Regions from separate parts of the Mus musculus genome. Here region 2 is linked to region 1. The links are chromatin contacts, found by Hi-C or POLR2A ChIA-PET in ENCODE. All regions are on one chromosome and are shown on one strand. The core of a region is the stretch at or near the end of the contact, and the rest is flanking DNA. Distances in the headings are between cores, read along the strand shown. Region 1 holds the start of Nkx2-4 (NK2 homeobox 4). Region 2 holds the start of Xrn2 (5'-3' exoribonuclease 2).

What was found. Hi-C counts contacts between places; a loop is a spot of excess contacts on that map. ChIA-PET counts read pairs that join two places held with the same protein, here RNA polymerase II (POLR2A).
Region 2: POLR2A ChIA-PET joins it to region 1 with 18 read pairs in embryonic stem cell. The contact joins the promoter of Xrn2 here to the promoter of Nkx2-4 in region 1. A Hi-C loop is called at or near these places in 2 of 37 maps with a recorded cell type or tissue (T-helper 17 cell and heart). POLR2A ChIA-PET finds 5 or more read pairs at or near these places in 5 of 5 experiments (Patski and embryonic stem cell).

The regions. Positions count from the first base shown.
Region 1 is chr2:147,082,068-147,088,444 of GRCm38, reverse strand. Nkx2-4 (NK2 homeobox 4) reads left to right here and starts at 3,100. Exons shown (of 2, transcript NM_023504.1): 1 at 3,100-3,550; 2 at 3,956-4,569. The coding sequence starts at 3,100. The coding sequence ends at 4,569. It overlaps Gm34889 (a long non-coding RNA gene), which reads right to left and starts at 2,906. Exons shown (of 4, transcript XR_001783500.2): 1 at 2,823-2,906.
Region 2 is chr2:147,010,636-147,017,012 of GRCm38, reverse strand. It overlaps Xrn2 (5'-3' exoribonuclease 2), which reads right to left and starts at 4,014. Exons shown (of 30, transcript NM_011917.3): 1 at 3,817-4,014. The coding sequence starts at 3,891.

The sequences.
Region 1 (6,377 bases), core at 1,851-4,350:
TTTTGTCTAGCAATTTTTTTTCTGCTATAGGCTGTCTTATGGTATGTTTTCAGTGTTGTGTGAAACTACAAAAATCTAAACTATGAAAAAGAGTCAAGGCACCAAAAACCAAACAAATGCTGTCCCCTGTATGTAAAGTAGTATTGTGCTTCAAGACGTGGAGCCAATCCTAGCAGAATACAATGTCAAGTGTTGTGAGGAGAGGAAATGGGAAAGGAGACTAGATTAAGAGAAGGAGAACCATCTCTTTTCACTACTGTATTCTCTTTAAGAGTTTCTTTCTTTCCTTTCTTTCTGCTAAGTGCTAAGAAAAGGGGAGGAAATAACAAGAAAGCATTCCTGAGAAATACATTTTCGTGACATATAGTCAATAGAATTTAACTATCACTAACTATAAATTTCCATTCACAGTTTGGGCAGAGAATAATTGGATGAAATGAGTTTGATGGAAATCTTCAACAGAGTATCAAACTATTTTGTCATTAGTTTGATATACTAATGTTTACATCCTCCAGAGTCTATTATCAAGCTCACGTGCACACATCCAAATAGCAACTATATTTTAAAGGTATGAAATTTCTAGGGTAAGACACAAATAACTGATAAAAGAAAATGTGGGGGATTTTAAGAATTTTTTTTTTCTTCCAGAACATTTCATGTCCAGGAAAAGAATTCTACTTGGCCTATGATGTTCCTAAACAGTCAGAAAGTGAATTTCATTAGAAATTCTGTTTTGTTTTATGTTTTCATTTTATAGTGGGAAACCTCCAGATCTGCGTGCATTGATAAACTGAACAAAATATAGTATAAGCACTTATAAAATTGCCACACTGGAGTTTTACAAATAAAATGTCACAAGATAAATATATAACTTGAAAATAAAAAATTAATCTGAAAAAGACCTCTAACCAAGTTTTCTGGCTTGGCTAGCTCATCAGCATGAAGTTTATGATAACTGCTTCATGTTTGAAATGTGTCTAAGCTTGAAAAAAATAATGGTTTGCAAGAGGCTTTCATATTCACAGATATTATGGCAACTATATTTACTTACCTTATCTTTGTTTAAAGTTTAAGATTACATTTTGTTGTTTTTAAGCTAGTAAGTAGTAAGGAATACAATTTAAGGTAAAAAAAAAAAGTTTAAAACCCACATTGTAAAAGGATCCCAGCATTTGAGTGCCCTCCCCCCCTAAAGGTTTCTTTGTGTATCATTAGTTCAAGAAATATAAGTAGGCAGTTCCAGCATAAGTGACCTAGCTCAAGTGTCCCAAGTCCAGGAAAGACCTGTAAAAGTAGCATTGTGTCAGAATGTAGCAACACTAATCTTGTTAAGACAGTAACTGATGTCTATAAACAACTGCTAGGACCTGGCATTTTGTCCCACAGTATGTGTTTTAAAATATTAACCACTATTCTGGTTGTCATTTTCTTTCCATGAGTGACCATATGGTCTTTTTTTCTCCCTACAACAGGCAGATTCTTTGCAAAAGGACACTGAAATGAACACAGATGTTGACTAAAATAATAAGACAAAACCATCAAGGGCATTCACACCACAGGGCTGAAACCAAGAAAAAGAGAATGTGGAGCAGTTCAGATCTCCACGGCATGTGAGTCCAGGTTAAACTTTGGTGGTCACGCCTTTGTTTTTAGATACAATAAAATCTTGCATAAGAAACACTTTTCTTTCTTCTACTCCAGTTTTGAGGAAAACTTTTAAAATGTGTCTTTGTTTCCCTGCTCATCCCCATGTTTTCCAATTTTACTGGTACCTGCACACTTCTTTGTCTTTTGTCTTGCACTTACTGTAAGTTCATAAAGTATAAGTTCTTTGTTATGCAGGAACATTTGTATACCAAGAAACGAATTTTTTTTTTTAAAAAATCAGCTTATGGGTTTGAATTTTTTCAAGAGAGCTGTCGTTTTAACCTGCTTTCTGCATCCACATCAACGTTGATACTTTTTAAACAGGTTATTTTCCCAACACCACCAAAAAGATCCATTACAAACAAGTAGACATACTTGAATTCTCTCTCTCTCTCTTTCTCTCTCTCTCTCTCTCTCCCTCCCTCCCTCCATCTTTCCCTCCCTCCCCCTCCCTTCCCTCTTTTTCTCTTTCCCTCATTCTCTCATATCAGGATAGTGACAGAAGAATAAACCCTAAGTCAGATTCTGGGGATGAGGACAAAGAAAATATAGCGGTAATGAAGGTGCAAATTAAATATGAAACTTTTTTAGCAAATACACTTCATCTTGTTCAGTTTCTACCCTGAGAGTAGGAGCACCATACTTACAAGTCAGCATCTCTCTCTCTGCGTGCTGTACCTCTTCTTTGGATTTGTATACTTTGAGCTAATTTGGAAGTGTCCGTTAGGTTGCCTACAAAATGACGCTTTAAAGGATCTAACGATGCATAAATTAGAGAGCCCTACAATGGCAGAGGACGGTCATTGTACCTCTCCTCTTTATGTGCTCTTATGGTGGGACCCAAGAGCCCCCTTTATTTTTAACACTTTAGATGATGGAGCCAGTGAGGGGCTGATAGCTAGAAAGGAAGAGAGCCCTGAAAAGCATCCCCCTCCCAAACTTAACAGCTGTTTGTCCTCCCCCCCCCACACACACACCCACCCCTCGACGTTCTACTGAACTTTGCCACAAAGTCACTTTAGGAAAACTCACAGTCTGCATGAAACAAGCGTGGCTCTTTCAGTGGCCTCTGAGTTTTTATTTCTCTAGGGCTAAAGGTAACCCGGATAGAAGCGCGAAGGATGGAGCTAGAAAGGGGGGCAATCTTTTCCAGAAACACCCAACTGGCCCTTTACCTTTTTTTGCCTCCGTTATCTGGAAGGGGGGTGAGAGAAAAAGATGTCAATGACCATTGTTTGCTCGTTGGGGATGTTGCTCCGCCCCCCGAGTCTGTCGTAAACCTGGCACTGGACTAAAATAAACCCGAGATCCCGCAGCTCGGGGGCTCGCCGCGCCGCGGACAGCTCTCCACTGGCGCTGCCGCCGGGCCGAAGTGGCGGCGGCGGCGACGAGCGGCCGCCGCGTCCCGCCCGCGCCCGCCCCGGGCCCCCCTACCTGGCCGTCCGCCGAGCCATGTCGTTGAGCCCCAAGCACACGACGCCCTTCTCCGTTTCCGACATCCTGAGCCCCATCGAGGAGACCTACAAGAAGTTCGGCGGCGTCATGGACGGTGCGCCGCCCGGCCTGGGGGCGCCCCTGGGGGCCGCTGCCTACCGCGCGCCACCGAGCGGCCCCTCCTCGCAGGCGGCGGCCGTGGCGGCGGGCATGCAGCCGCCCCACGCCATGGCCGGACACAACGCGGCGGCGGCAGCAGCGGCGGCAGCGGCGGCGGCCGCGGCGGCCGCCACCTACCACATGCCTCCCGGCGTCTCGCAGTTCCCGCACAGCGCCATGGGCAGCTACTGCAACGGCGGCCTGGGCAACATGGGTGAGCTGCCCGCCTACACGGACGGCATGCGGGGCGGCGCGGCGGCCGCGGCCACCGGCTGGTACGGCGCCAACACGGACCCGCGCTACTCGTCAAGTGAGCGGGGCCAGACGCGCGGGACTGAGGGCGGGCTGGCGGCGCGGGCTTTTCCCGCCACAGCCGGGGCGCGAGGGTGCTGGCGTCCTGGTCAGCGGCGCCCGAGGGTCGACGCGCGGGGGGTCCTGGCACGCGGCCTCGGGCTCGCGAGGGGTTCTGGGGCCAGGCTGGGGACGCGCGGGGCGGCCCGGGACTCGCGGGGTTTCTCGGGAACCTCCTGGGGCGCACGGGGGTCACCGGGCCCCCGGGTGCGCGGAGGGAGTGGGGCTCGGGCCGCGGCGCTCGTGGGACGCCGCGACCCAGTCGGGGGCCCCGTGCCGTCACTTAAAACGAGCGGGGCGTCGGCGGGAACGGTTCTCGCAGGCCCGGGGCTCACCGGCCGTCCTTCTTGGGCCCCCTCCCCAGTCTCCAGGTTCATGGGGCCGTCGGCGGGCGTGAACGTGGCCGGCATGGGTTCGCTGACCGGCATCGCGGACGCCGCCAAGTCGCTGGCACCGCTGCACGCGGCCGCGCCGCGAAGGAAGCGCCGAGTGCTCTTCTCGCAAGCGCAGGTCTACGAGCTGGAGCGGCGCTTCAAGCAGCAGAAGTACCTGTCGGCGCCCGAGCGCGAGCACCTGGCCAGCATGATCCACCTGACGCCCACGCAGGTCAAGATCTGGTTCCAGAACCATCGCTACAAGATGAAGAGGCAGGCCAAGGACAAGGCGGCGCAGCAGCTGCAACAGGAGGGCGGCCTGGGCCCCCCGCCGCCTCCGCCGCCGCCGTCGCCGCGCCGCGTGGCGGTACCGGTGCTGGTGAAGGACGGCAAGCCGTGCCAGAACGGCGCGGGCACCCCGACGCCTGGCCAGGGAGGCCAGCAGCCGCAAGCCCCGACGCCCGCGCCAGAGCTCGAGGAGCTGTCGCCCAGCCCGCCCGCTCTGCATGGTCCCGGGGGCGGCTTAGCGGCCCTGGACGCGGCCACCGGGGACTACGGCGGAGGCGTGCTCGGCGCCAACCTGCTCTATGGCAGAACGTGGTGATGAGCCCCGAGGGTCTGCCTGCGACTCGCAGGATCCGCCAAGAAACTGCAAGAACGGATGGGGGAAATGTACAGATGCTGACCCTTTAGTGCATGGAGATAAGAACGAATGAGTCACGGAGAGGGTCAGGCTGCTCTGAACCTCTTTACTGGGGGTGGGAGAAGGCAACAGCCCCGGACCGAATAATGTGACACCACACTCTGAGGTGGTGATTTCCCTTCTTTCAGAAGTTCCTAAGTTATGCGGAAGAACTGACTGACGGAATACGCATTCACCACGTTCCTAACCAAAGCTCTCAAGAGTTTTAGAAGTCGGAAACTTTGTTGGTGTTTGTATCTCTATAAATCAACCAGCTTTTCACGATGAATCCTTGAAGTGGAATTTATTTTGGGAGATTAATTTGCAAAGCCCCTCCCCTAAGTGCAATTTCGTTAATGCTTGATTGAAAGTAAATTGAATTGTAGCCCAAAGTGGATCATATACACAGCAACGTGATTGCTGAGGAATAACTGCCATTTGGGTAAAATAGAGAAATGGAATAAAAAGAATCGAAACACTAAGTATACGGATTGTTACCGTTTTTACATTTAAATGCTGATTTTAAAATATTTTGTTCATTATTAGGCAACCAAGTAATTGTATATTATCCTAGAAGAGTACAACCCCCATCCCGACCCCAACCCAAGATGCAGCTCATTATTTTTTAAAAAGGGTTATAAAATACTTTTTATATAGAATCTGGCCTTTCCAAATCAGCTGATAAACATACCCTTTTATCCTATAAACATGGTATTTATTTTCTTTAAAGTATTTTTACCTGAATTTGGACTCCTTGGCAAAGTACTAGAACAAACAAGTAAAACTGACACTATTACCACCAATCTACTTCAAAGCAAGTTAAAAAGAATAAAGGTGATTTATTGAATTGTTATCATAATATACAGAAAAAGTAAGATAATTATACGTTTCCATCATATTTAGAACGTAGTTGTTGCACCAATTTTATCGGTGTTTTATTGTAAAATAAATATATTTACTCTATTATGCCAATTAATATTTTCAGCATTTCAAATGAATATTTAAATATAACTTTAAAAGGCCTTAAGTACTTTTGCTAAAAGTCAAGAGGTCATTTCTTTTTAAGGGTTGTAGGGATTTTTTTTCCTTTTTTCCTTTTGGCGAGTGTGGCAACACAGCTCTTTAATCATTAAAATAGTCATATTGGAGGAAATAGAACCGACTGAATAGTGTGAACTTATAGGACTAATGGAAGTTAAAGAAATAATATGCGCAAAGCATGCTTCCAAAGAATCAAAGCAGATGGTCACCAGAGATACCAAACCTCTTCTGCATTTCTATGTTTTAGAACAAACCTGAGTGCGAAACACTATTTCCTCTCATGGTTTGAACATTTTTCTGGAAAGTTCAAAGGGACTGCATAGAAAGGTACATAGAAGTCAAACTTGCACTTTCTCCAAAATGTATTTTATAAAGTAAATTCTCTCTCTCTCTCTCTCTCTCTCTCTTTTTCTCCATCTAAATTAACTCCAGTTCCTTTCAAGGCAAGAAAAGGGAGGGGGCATGGGGCAAAGAGATTTGTCTTTTATCAAACCACCGTTGTGCATTTTTGGAGAGTGAGATTTAATTTTAAAAGCATTTAATAAAAATCTCAGTAGACAAAATAGTTTAAAATGGTGTGATAAACATACAGAAAATTCTCCCAGGTTGAGTTTTTGCATTATGTAGTAGATTGACTTCAGAAATCAGTATTAATCTTTGCTGGTAAAGCTATTACTGATGTGCTGTAG
Region 2 (6,377 bases), core at 2,765-5,264, 72 kb after region 1:
CTTAAGAATTTCATGAACACTGAAGGAAGATGTGTGAATACATACACTGGAGTATTATTAAGCCACAGAGGTGATGGATATTATGCCATTTGCAGGAAAATGGATGGAACTGGAAATCATTATGCTAAACAACCAGACTGCGACAAATAATGTGTACATTCTGTGGTGATTTGAATATGGTTGGACCAAGTAGATGGCACTATTAGGTGTGGCCTTGTTGGAGGAAGTGTGTCACTGTACTGGCAGGCTTTGAGGGCTTCTAGTGTTCAAGCTCCTCCCAACGTGGAAGAGACTCTCCTCCTGACTGCCTGGGGAAGAAAGACCGTCTCTTCCTGGCTGCCTTTGGATCAAGATGTACAACTCTCAGTTCCATGCACCATATCTGCCTGTAAGCTGCCATGCTTCCCACCATGATGATAATGTGCTGAGCCTCTCAAACTGTAAGCCAGCCCCAATTATATGTTTGCCTTTTTAAGAGTTGCCTTGATCGTGCTCTCTCTTCACAGCAATAAAATTCAAAGTAAGACACAGTCTCAAGAGGATTTTTGACTTCTGCCAAAATAAGGCAATGGGAAGGAGTAAAGAATAAAGTGTGCAACATATGCACATGAGAATATGATAATGAAATTCATTATATATAATTATATATAGTACAGCCACACTATATTCAACAAATAAATGTATTTTAACTTTTAAAGCTGCGCATAGAAAATGACAATGTTTCAAAAATGAAAGAGATGGTTAATACATGAACCAATATCAACTAATCTCAAAATTTAACTATGTAACATAGAAGTCAATGAACCAGGAAGAATAAGTAGCATAGAGGCCAACCAGCAGGTGCTTACTTAGAAAAAAGAACTGACTTCAAAGTTGTTCTCTGACCTCCAATACACACGCCAAGGCATGTCACTGTCCCTCCACTCCTGTCCTGGGAACTTGCGTCTGTGCACATATGTACATCCTTAAAAACTTTCACCAGGTGGTGGTGCACACCTTTAGTCCTAGAGCTCAGTAGGTAGGGGCAGGTAGAACTCTGAGATTGGAGACCAGGCCATCCTGGTCTACAGAGCAAGTTCCAGGAGAGAAACCATATAGAAGAGAAAAAAGGGGAAGGGGAGAGTGTGAGCAAGAAAGCTCGCTCTCACCCATATTCTTCTAAATAACACTAACTGCCAGCTCACACACAGAAAAAGTCAATGTAGAAAGGTAGTTAGTTGACCTAGAAAAGAAAGATGTAAAAGAAGAGTGGATGGGATCTAAATATATCATGTAAATGTGTGCAAATGGCACAATGAAAACACTGAAAATAACTAATACAAGCACTCAAAAAACTGATCAATTCTGAACAATAAAAGGGGAGGGTCATAAGTTAGGCACATGACCTTCCCAGTTTTCACACTGGTACTGACGTTAGCTGAATAGGTTATCAAAAATATTGAAAATTTTCAAAAGCTTGAAAAACAACTTTCTTTTCCGAAATAAGTACCTAACACCATAATATCAATACAGTGCCCAGAACAGGGTCTGATACATGGCAAATGCTACCAAAAACCTGGCTAAATAAATGTCACAAAACTGGCAGGCCTAGGGGCCAGCACCTTTAATCCCAGCACTTGGGAAATTAGAGACAGTCAAATTTGAGGCCAACCAGAGCAACACAGTGAGACCTTGTCTTAAAAGAAAATATGTGACTTTTCATCAACAATAACAGCTGGAAAGAGTGTTTCCAACATCTTCATGGGAAATGGTTTTCCAGCTTGGACTCATACTCATGGAGAAAATAAATTTTGGGACCTACAATGACAGAAAACTCAGATCACACAGTGGCATTTTCTAAAAAGTCAATTCAAACGTAAAAACCAAGGATAGATTTAAGCCAAGAAAGATGAGCTATTTAGCAAAGAGTAATTCTCAAGAAGCACCTTTCCAGGAAGCATACTGAAAAAAGTGCTGTGAAGAAAACAGACATAAAGACAACTCCAGGCTGGGAGTGGCAGTATACAGGCAATCCCAGCTTGCCTGTGTCTGAGGGTCTGGAGTTTGTGGCTAAGTAGGGAGATCCTACTTAAAAAATTAAAAAATTAATACTTAAAAGAGGCGCAATGGCCCCAGTACAGGGGAACGCCAGGGCCAAAAAGTGGGAGTGGGTGGGTAGGGGAGTGGGGAGGAGGGTATGGGGGACTTTTGGGATAGCATTGGAAATGTAAATGAGGAAAATACCTAATAAAAAAAAGAGGCGCAATGGACCAAAAAAAAAAAAAAAAAAAAAAAAAAAGGACTTGACGGAATGCCTGATAAAAGAATTTGGATGGGGAAAGGTATAAAGTGTACCCAACTAGGGGTGAAAGGGAGGGGGTAAGGGAGGAGCTAGCGCGAATAAAAGATAAACAGCCTAAACTACAATCACAATTAAAAACAGCCAACAACACTGCTTCTATCGAAGCTTGTATGGTCAAAGGTTTGACAATCTTGAATGAGAACTAAAATGTACAGGGGAACCAAAAAGTTAAACAGCTGGGGGGGGGGGTGCGGGGAAATAACATCAATCTTAGAAATAGAAATGATACTTTGTATAGGCGATAGAATTTTTGTTTGTTTTGCAAGAGGGTCTCATTACGTAAGCCTTGGTTTGCTTTGAACTCTGTGTATATCTGGCTGACCTCCAAAACTCAAGCCTACCTCTCTCCCAAGTGCTGGGAGTAAAAGTATGTGCCACGCCTTGGCCCGATATACGTTTAAACGAGTTCTCCGTTAAATTACAAATTTTACCGTCAGATTTATGGATTAGCATTAGAAAAACTGGGGTGGTGGTGAATAAATAGCTAATTCCTCTTCTACCCAAAATTAGATAGACCTAAAACCGATAAATCAAACTTAACCATATTAAGAGACACAACCAAAACAGTTCAAAGTGTCTGTTACGAAAAAGTGGCTCTCCCTTTGGAAGACCCCCCCCCCCCAGGAGAACACAATGTTTATAAAGAAATAATGGTTCAGCTTAGCAATTTGTCTTTGGAGAACACAAAAATATACTAGGATTGTCACCAAAACAAAGCTTTTGGTTTCTTCTAAGACAGGAAGTGAGAAAGTAAATAACTTCAGCGGGAGAAATAGGTTCTTGGAGAGAGGCGGTTCTAAAGCCGAAAGTGGGAGGGGACACATGTGCCCGGAACTTTTCCAATCCAGAAATTCTAACTTAGAGTACAAAGTCGAACTCGACAGAATTACGCGAACGACAAAAGCAACACTCACGAATCGGAACGACTTAAAAGTCTGCCTGTAAACTAGCAAACTAACGGAGGCAGGAAGTGAAACACAGCGAGCTGCCCGGCATTCGTACAGCAAAGCCCGCCAGGGAGAAAGAGCGCTCCCCTAGCCTAGTCCTTCGTAACTAGCTGCTGCCCGCGCACGCTTAACTGCAACAAATGGCCAGGCTCGGGTGGAAAACAAGCGATCCAGCCAACGGGAACTCCGGGCTCAAGACAGTGGACCAACCAGCGGTCCCTACCCTGCCAACCTTGCTGCCCGCGCTAGGGGGGCTGACTAGCCTGGGCGCCCTTTGGAGCTCAGTGAGCGGCGCGGAGGGAACAAAGCCGTGGGCGGAGCCTGGGGTGCCCCGCTTCGCAGGCGGGGGAGGAGCCGCCCAAGCCCCCAAAGCCCCCTACTCGCCCTCGCTCCGCCCAGACCGCCTCCGGAACCGCGAACCCGCGAAGCGGCCCGTGAGGCAGCTTGGGGCGGGCGCCCATCCCCGAGGGCCTCGGCCTAGACCTGCCACGCCGGGTCCCCACTCCGGCGTACTGGCCGCCTCCTCACCTTCTCCTCCACGCAGTTGACAATGATGGACGGGTACTTGCGGCTGAGCCAGCGGAAGAACGCCGGGACTCCCATGACCAGCGGGCAGCTCGAAACAGCAGCCGGGCCAGCGGGAGAGTGTAACCAACGAGACTAGCAGGAGCGGCAGCCGCGGGCACCAGCACTTCCTCCCACGTGCGTTCAGCGGCCGGAAGTTACGTCATACCACCACCGCGGGGGATGCAGGGAAAGGAGCTCGGTTAAGTGGAAGTTCATTTAGACTGCCGGAGTGGAGGCCCGGCTGGGCGAGCTGTAGACCTGGCTCGCCGCGTTCTCTGGTAAAGCCTTTGAGAGCCGACTCCTGGCGGATGCCTTCTCCGGCAATCCAGCCAAGAGCGCCGGCCACATTAGGCCCGCAGCCGCAAAGTCCTTGTGTGGCCGAGACTTTGGAAAGGCGTGGCCTATCTTACTTCCTTTCTCACAATCAGTCTTGAGCTGAATAGAAGCATCTACACTCTAGTTTCCATTTCCTGGTTTCTCTCATTTCTATGCTGCTGTGCCTGGCCGAACTATGAAAAAGCATCCTCAAGTGTTTTGCAATTTTTTTTTAAAATCTGCTTTGCATAAGCAACTTTTTAAAAATATGTTTAAGATTTATTTTTAGTTACGCAATGTGTGTATATGTACATGTGGCTTTGTGAACGAGTGCTGGTACCTGTGGAGGCCAGAGGTTTCAAATCCCCTGGAGCTGGAGTTACAAACAGCAGTATTCAGCCTGCTGTGGCTGCCAGCAATCAAACTCTACTTTGGAAAAACAGCATGAACGCTTTACTGCTGAGCCATCTCTCAGCCCAACGAGGTCACTTTAAACAGTTGCAGAGTCTAGCCAAAATTTGCTAATATCACGTTCTAGCATTTATTGAGTACCTGTGATGTGCTTAGGCAAGGAACTAAAGAATTTTCTTATTTAATCACCAGTTGAGCCTTCTGTGCTGGCTGGCCGTGTCATTTGGGTGACTCCAGTGTAAAAAATATTCTCCAAACAGAAAAAGCAGTTTATTAGATTACGTGCATGCAGCAGGCAGGAAAGTAAAAAGCTAAAAGGGGCTTGTTTTGAGGAAGCCTGTTTCTATGTGGGCAGTAACAGCCTGGCCTTGAGGCAGTGATTGTTTGCCTGAGTCAGGCACAGTGTAACAACTCCACCCATCCTGTGGTCTTGCTCTACCGTTTTTGGGGGGGGTTTGGTTTTTTGTTTTTGTAACACAGATAACGGGTTATCAAAGAGCTAAATTGCTTGCTTATTCATACTGCTTGTATTTCACTTTAACCAAGGGTCATTTAATCCTCTGTTCTCAACCAACATGATATTTGTATCCCTTCTTTTCTGGTGGCTTCAAATGTACCCTGTCATATCCCCCATCCCACCTGCAGCATATGAAAGAAGTCTAGAAAGAGGAGGGAGGTATCTGCCCATTTGCTCAAGCTTGAAAGTCTCTTCCCTGAATCCCCCCTAGGCCTGACAAATCACAATCACAAAGGCTCACCTTAAGAGACCTCTAAAGTGTTTCTCTGCTGCTTGTCAGGCAGTAAAGGTTGCCCCTTCCTCAATGGTTTAATGACTTCATTTAAATGCTAATGTAGAGGTAACTTAAATGCTTAGAGAGGTAGCTAGCCTATGTTTAGTTTTAGAATAGTGTATATATACACATATGTGTGTGTACACGTATATGTGTTTGTGTGTGTGTGTTTAAGAATATTATTTGGAAATAGCCCCTTCTTAAGAGTTTGTGTCCTCTGGGATGTGCTATGTTCTTTTTTTTTTTTTTTTTTTTTTTGGTTTTTCGAGACAGGGTTTCTCTGTATAGCCCTGGCTGTCCTGGAGCTCACTTTGTAGACCAGGCTGGCCTCGAACTCCAGAAATCCGCCTGCCTCTGCCTCCCGAGTGCTGGGATTAAAGGCGTGCGCCACCACGCCCGGCTGTGCTATGTTCTTATATGAACACAAATTCATAGGCAGTTGGATAGGAGCAGGCAGCTTGCTACATTGAGCCCCTCCCCCAGAGTCCATCACAAGTGGTTTTGAACTTTGAAATGTAAAAAGAAGGCAAAGCTGCATAAAATGATAAGCACCGAAACTTCCTAGTCTGGCAAAGAGGCCACACACCAGTAATCCTAGCACTAAAACGGCTGAAGAGGCAGGAGAGTAGCCTGGGTCAAAAAACAAAGGAAATATACAGGAACATGCTAGTCTACAGTGTTAGGCTGGAACCCCTGGTCATCCCTCTGCACAAGCTGGGAAACCCTATTTGCCCTCCTTCCCCACCTCTAGCCCCTGCCACTCAGAAAAAATTCCCCCACCTACTTGGAAAGAACTCCCAGCTAACAGGTCACCATGCCTTGTCTCCATGTTTCCCACAACGCACCCAAGAGTGCCTGCCCAGAGACTCAGTTTTTGACCATATGTAGACACAATCCCAGCTCCTAGTTCACACCCTGAGCCCAAGACTCAGAAATGCCCCTGCTTCTAGCCTAGCTGTTTGACTTCACTGACCTCCACCTATGAGACCAGTGAACCCACCTGAG